Linked DNA regions of Mus musculus: region 1 is linked to region 2. Evidence: chromatin loops called from intact Hi-C (ENCODE). Cell type or tissue: heart. All regions are shown on one strand. Links, peaks and the distances in the headings refer to the core of each region. The heading gives the core; the rest is flanking DNA. Region 1 holds the start of Zfp691 (zinc finger protein 691). Region 2 holds the start of Slc2a1 (solute carrier family 2 (facilitated glucose transporter), member 1).

What was found. Peaks named below come from ENCODE experiments on the same cell type or tissue, not always from the same donor. Only the 100,000 strongest peaks of a DNase experiment are listed, where the experiment ranks them.
Region 1: it touches region 2 in a loop (2.0-fold over the local background); 4 of 42 quality-filtered maps call a loop at or near these places.

Annotation. Positions count from the first base shown.
Region 1 is chr4:119,173,065-119,175,971 of GRCm38, reverse strand. It overlaps Zfp691 (zinc finger protein 691), which reads left to right and starts at 1,777. Exons shown (of 2, transcript NM_001145936.1): 1 at 1,777-1,834. Ermap (erythroblast membrane-associated protein) reads left to right here. Exons shown (of 13, transcript NM_013848.3): 13 at 1-515. In heart, for the core only: no CTCF peak of the experiment used is centred there; a DNase peak (open chromatin) is centred at 1,701; H3K4me3 peaks cover 1,817 bases; H3K27ac peaks cover 1,917 bases.
Region 2 is chr4:119,108,051-119,110,957 of GRCm38, reverse strand. It overlaps Slc2a1 (solute carrier family 2 (facilitated glucose transporter), member 1), which reads right to left and starts at 2,213. Exons shown (of 10, transcript NM_011400.3): 1 at 1,986-2,213. The coding sequence starts at 2,003. It overlaps Gm52706 (a long non-coding RNA gene), which reads left to right and starts at 2,209. Exons shown (of 2, transcript XR_003955269.1): 1 at 2,209-2,907. In heart, for the core only: a CTCF peak has its summit at 2,365; DNase peaks (open chromatin) are centred at 1,687 and 2,247; H3K4me3 peaks cover 2,500 bases; H3K27ac peaks cover 2,500 bases.

The DNA of each region.
Region 1 (2,907 bases), core at 294-2,793, 65 kb before region 2:
GCAGGTCAGAGTACTAGAAAGAGACAAGTTTTAGTTGCAGTGTAAGGTAGGGAAAGAGTTGATATCCGTCTAAAGCCCGACAGGCAGCGAGACTCTTCTAAGGTCTTCCACTGGTCAGATGACGACTCCCACTGGTTGGATGACTCCCACTGGTCAGATGACTCCCACTGGACTTAAGGAGGGTGACTGCTTTACTCAGGCTACTGATTAAATGCTAATCTCGTCCAAGCTCCTCTCACAGAGACACCAAATGTGATGTCTGACCAAGTGTCTGGGACCTTTGTGACGGGTCAAAGTGATATGTAAAATTTGCCATTACAGTACCCAAAAAGAATATTTTGTTTGTCTTTGTACAGTTATGAAATATACCCTTTAATACTTATTGCTTGGTATGTTGTCTTCATTATGAAAGAGGCTGTGGAGAAAACACATTACGGGGTTGGTTTCTGAATAGCTCAGCCACAATTCAAGCAAACTTTAGACATCATTCATAATAAACCCAGTTTTACTCCTGAGTCTGACTTTTGATGTTTTATTTTTATCAATTTATAAACTAATAGTGTGTAATAGATACTTACACGTCACACACATCCTCAGCTCCAAACATAATTGCTTGAGTAGCCAATCCTATTGGCTAACTAACTCATGCTAGTCTTACCTATTGAGAGAATTTACCAATAGAGAATAGAGCTATTTGTAGAAGCAGGAAATGTTTGTCTGTGTGTCTGCCTATTTGTCTGACTGTCTGTCTATCCACTCAGTCCTTATATCCTTACAATAGTTGTGCTAGGAATTTTATAGAGGAGAGAGGTGGGATTATAAAACTTGACCCTCTCTTTTTTCTTTCCTGATTTTGTGTGTGTGTGTGTGTGTGTGTGTGTGTGAGTGTGTGTTCTTGTGTGCAGGTTCTCAAATTGTCCAGAATTGGGCATTGGATCCCTTGGATCTGGAGTTACAGGTGGTTATAAACTACCTGATGTGGGCGCTGGGAATCCAGGTCCCCTGAAAGAGCTGTAAGTGTTCTTAATCACCGGGTCATCACTAGCTCTAAAGCTTTACCAGCTACAAAGACAACCATTGAAAGACCACACAAACAGGAAAAGCTCGTAGTTAGCTTACACATCAACTTTCTTTATCCTCTTTATCTTTCAAGTTCTTAATCTTTATTGTTCTTCAAAATAAAATCTGGGAAAAACAACAACCAGCCAACCAAACAAAAACCATCTCTGGATAACTTACTGGTCTATTATATCCAGATTGATGCGAGACTTTTGGGTTAACAGGATCACATAGGACACAGAAAAAAAAAACCAAAACCTACGTTGGGCCACTGGCCGACCTGGCTGGAGGTCATTCCTTGGGAGAGGACACTTAGCTTCTCGGACAAAGAGATCGAACTACTTTATTTTTAAATTCCTTTCCTGGTACATGTCCTTTTAATTTTAAACTATAAACTTTAAATGAACTGCGAGGTTTCTATCGAGGGCCACCGCTTCAAAAGACAAAAAGAAAAGAAACCTGATGACCTTAGAAGTGATGACAGCTTCACCGCTGAGTTCTGAACTGGGCAAATGTTTTCAGCGAAGCAAACCTCCGAACTACAACTCCCAGCATGCCGCGCACTAAACCAATGTTTATTGGCCGTCCTACTAGGTCTTGTGCAGTGTGACAGTTAGTATAGCCAATAGAGAGGAAGAACGTTCCCAGGATCCAATCCGAACGCTGTGAAGGCGGATCCTCTCTGGGTTCCGGCTCCGGCTCCTTCCCCCGCCCACCGAGGCGCCGCTGTCCCTGACCGAGCCGCGGGAGTGAAGTGGGTCGCGGCTGTGTAGAGGTGACGTGGGGGTTATGGGGGAGGCGAACGCGAGGCACGGGGCGCTTCGAGCCTGGCCCCTTCGCTCTTGCGAAGGCCTTGAAGGCTGATGTTTGGGAAGTTGCTGTTTTGCGAGTCCCAAAGGCCGCCGGGTACCGTGTGTCCCTCCGCTGCGATCACGTCCCCAGTCCTCGGATGACCCAGTCTTACTACCCTCCCTGCCTTACTGTTGGCCTTGGACCACTCCATGCCCCTCCCACACACCGTGTCTTTAGAGTCGCCCCTTGTACTCTTCCAGCTCCAGTCCCAACCTCATGGACATCTCTGAACCCAACTCTCGTCCTTCAGCTTTCCCAGCTGACTCCTCCAGCTTTATCCTCCTTCCCCACTTAACTAGGCTCTTTGGACACTGCTGCAGCCTTTGTCCCCTCTCCCAGGCCACCTCAGATTCTTTGGCTCCTTTGATGATCCGTCTCTGAATCGCTATGTAGCTCCGGTGAGTGCTTCCTTAATTTTTCACACTCTGTCCCCGGTCCTTCCAAGTTACTCCCGGTACCCTTGACTCGAACCCGGATCTAGAACTTTAATCTTTCGGACCCCAGCTTGGTCTCTTCCTTCTAATCCAGGCTCTTGTCCTTCATCGTCTGTGATCACCAAGCCTCATCTTCTTGCCTTGTTCTTAGAACTCATCCCTCCTCCGCACTCTTGCTGGCGACTCTGTGCTGCTGAGCTCCGAGGAAGAAAACCCCACATGCACTAGGTCTCTTCTCCCTCCGATCTTTGTAATGCAAGGTGACTTTGTGTTATTTCCACACTGCCTTTTCAGTCAGGGATGGACTCTCCGTCTCTGCCAGCCTTGGTCCTGCTCATCTGTCTATTTTGCAAGTCATAGTTTAAATTTCACCTCTTCAGTGAAGCTCCCTCCCTGCCCTCTTCAGAGAGGTGCCTTCTCATTTCCTAAGTGCCGTAGCACCGTCTCTACCTCCAGTCCTGGTGGAATGGTTAAAAACCTCAGCTTTGGAGGAATCAACTTGGGCTTCAGTTTTGCCACCTACTGTGTGCTCTTAGGCACGTGACTTGATTTCTCAGAGTTT
Region 2 (2,907 bases), core at 326-2,825:
CACTATGAATCTCAGATACTTATGATCTTCTACTACCGTATCCTGAAGAACCCTGTGATTTTTAAGTAGTTTTATGTTGCCTGCAGAGGTTGAGCCTAGACAGGACGGCCAGGAGGAGGTGAGCCCCGGCTAGCCAGGAGCTTCCACCTGCCCCTCCCTATTTTCATTACTAAGCTCATTACTACAGAGTACACCAGAGGCTCGCCAGACCTCTAAACAACTCTCCAGAACTCCGTTTTAATATACAACACAAAAGGCTGTGGCCTTGATTGGGAAATCAGCCACCTCCAAAGAAAGGGAAGGGCTTTTCCCAAGAATGTACACAAGATAACTAAAATGTGCCTAAACTAGGTATAGTGGCACCATGCCTTCAATCCCAGCATTCAGGAGGCAGAGGCAGGCGGGTCTGAGTTTGAGGCCAGTCTGGTCTACAGAGCCAGTCCCAGGACAGCCAGGGCTACAAAGAGAAACCCTGTCTGGGGGGGAGGGGGGGGGCGGGGATTCTATTGTTGTAAATAACAGTGCAAGTGCATGAATTCATCGCTATAGATATAAACCATGGGGAAGGAGGGACTGATCTATAGATGGAGCCAGTAGGGAAAGTCTGGGAAGCTCAGCAGAGTAAGCGCGCCCATCCACCTGCCTGCGGTGGCATTTACTCTTCCTGCTGCTCACAATTTAGAAAACACTAGTGAAACCAGCCCAGACCTTAGGAACTGTGTGACTTTAGGAAACTTACTTCCCTTTAGTGTTCCTGGTAAGGAAGCACAGGACGACATGTAAAAAGCAGTTTAGCCATGAGCCAGGTGATCAACGAGCATTGATTTTTTTTTACCCTCTTCTCTACTCAGAATATTCATCTTATCAGCTCAAAAAATAAATATCAAGCGGAGTGTGGTGGTACCCGGGCTTACAGCCTTCGCGAAGCAGAGACAGGCGGATCTCTGTGAGTCTGAGGCCAGCCTGGTCTACATATGAACTCTAGGGCAGACAGGGCTAGGGGATGATGTCTCCGAAACAAAAGCAAAATCCAAGGAATTTGAAAGACGGAGATTAACCTAGGTCTGAGAGAAAAGTTTTACGCGGAAAAACCAAAGTTCGGAGTTTAAGTGGCATCTGAGAGACTCCCGGGCCTCAGTTGGTTTTTGTTTTGTTTTGTTTTTTTGTCTTTATACTTAGTTACATTCTATCTCTATCACTGTGGCCCTGCAGAGACTGTCAGTACGACCATCCGGAGTCAACTGGAGCTTCCTTTCCTGAGTTCCACCAAAACACCCCCACTGCCCAGTAAAGGCAGCCAGGGATTTAACACATGCTCGCACTGTTCTTAACTTTAAACAGGTAAAGGGGGGGGGGCGTGAAAGTGCGCATCCTTGAGCCTTCCTACATACTAAGACGGGAAAATCCAATTTTATTTTAATTTAAAAGGGACTAGAACTAACTCTACACAAAGCAAAGGCGGGACAAGAAAGAAACAATGTCGCACATCCAGGAGGGGTTCCGTAAATCCGGCCCATACAGGGCAAGCCTGATCACAGGTGAAGAGAGATCTTATCCAGTCAGTAGCTTGCCCCGGGGAAAGGCCCCACATCCCTGGAGGACTGCGCATCGTGAGGTCCTCAGAGCTCGTCAGCCCCCGACCCTGGCCTGGAGGAAGTGCCTTCTCCTCCTGGCCACCCCCATGGCCCGGGTTCCGGGCGCGGCGCGGGCTCCGGGCGGGTCCCGCCTCCTCCGCTCCTAGCCGGGGCCCGGCCGGGGGCTCGGCTCTTTTAGCCAATGGGCGCCGCGCTCCGGCCCCCTCCCCCGCGCGGGAGGAGCCGCCGAGGTCGTGCGCGACGTGCGGCGCCTGGGCCCCTGATCCGCGGCCCCCGCCCCGACCGCGTGAAGCGCGCGGCGGCTGCGTGAGGAAGCGGGGACTCGGACAGGCGCCCCGGCCCGCGCTCGGCAGCACATCCCTACCCGGGACTCCCAGCCCCGTTACTCACCTTGCTGCTGGGATCCATGGCCGCGCTGCGCTCGAAGCTCTAGCTGTGCCGGCTGCGAGACGGAGAACGGACGCGCTGTAACTATGCGTCTCCCGCCAGACCTCCACGCCCTGACGCACTTAAGACCCCGTAGCTCAGATCGTCACTCTACAAGCAAGCCTCTGCTCTTGGGGGAGAGCGCGCGGAGCTGCCTTTTTATAGGACCGCCGCCATTGGTTCTGGGGTGTAGGTGGGCCCGAAGGGGGCGGGGCCTGGGGAGCACGTCCGGGGCGGGACTCTGAGAGGCGTGGTTCTGTGGGGAGGTGGGGAGGGACGGAGGGCTACTGACCACAGTCTGGCTCTGGATGCTAGAACCTGCAGTCCCAGGGTGTGCGGGGCACCCGTTGGGGGCGCTCGCTGTGTGGCTCTGAGCTGGTTTGCACACCTCTCTGAGTCTCAATGGCCACTAGCAAAATGGTAGCGCTTGGTGCGGGGCTGTAAGCCAGCGCTAGGACTCTGGCTTCCTCACTAGGCTGCCGGATAACTTTGGTAGACTAGTCATAATAATAGTACAACCTCCTGGGTTATTAGGAAGATTAAACGAGTTAGTATTTGGATGGTGTTTACAACCGCGTGTGTTATGTGTAAAGTGGCATTAAGTTCATTAGAGAGACCACGGGAGGTCTGGCTCCGAAGCTGAATTCTCTCTCCTTGCTCCGTGTTCCTGTGCCCAAGGCCAAGCTCCTCTTTTGCTCCTAGACACCATGCCCACCACTTCTCTAAGCTGTAAAACCACCACCTCCCTCCATTTCTGACTTTATGGTGACACCTAAGTGTGAAGACCAGAGAGGCTGGGTGTCTAAATGGTTAAGGACATAGAACACCTTGGCATTGAACCAGCTCACCTATAAACCGCCTCTAGCTGGTCCTGGGCAAGCTCCCA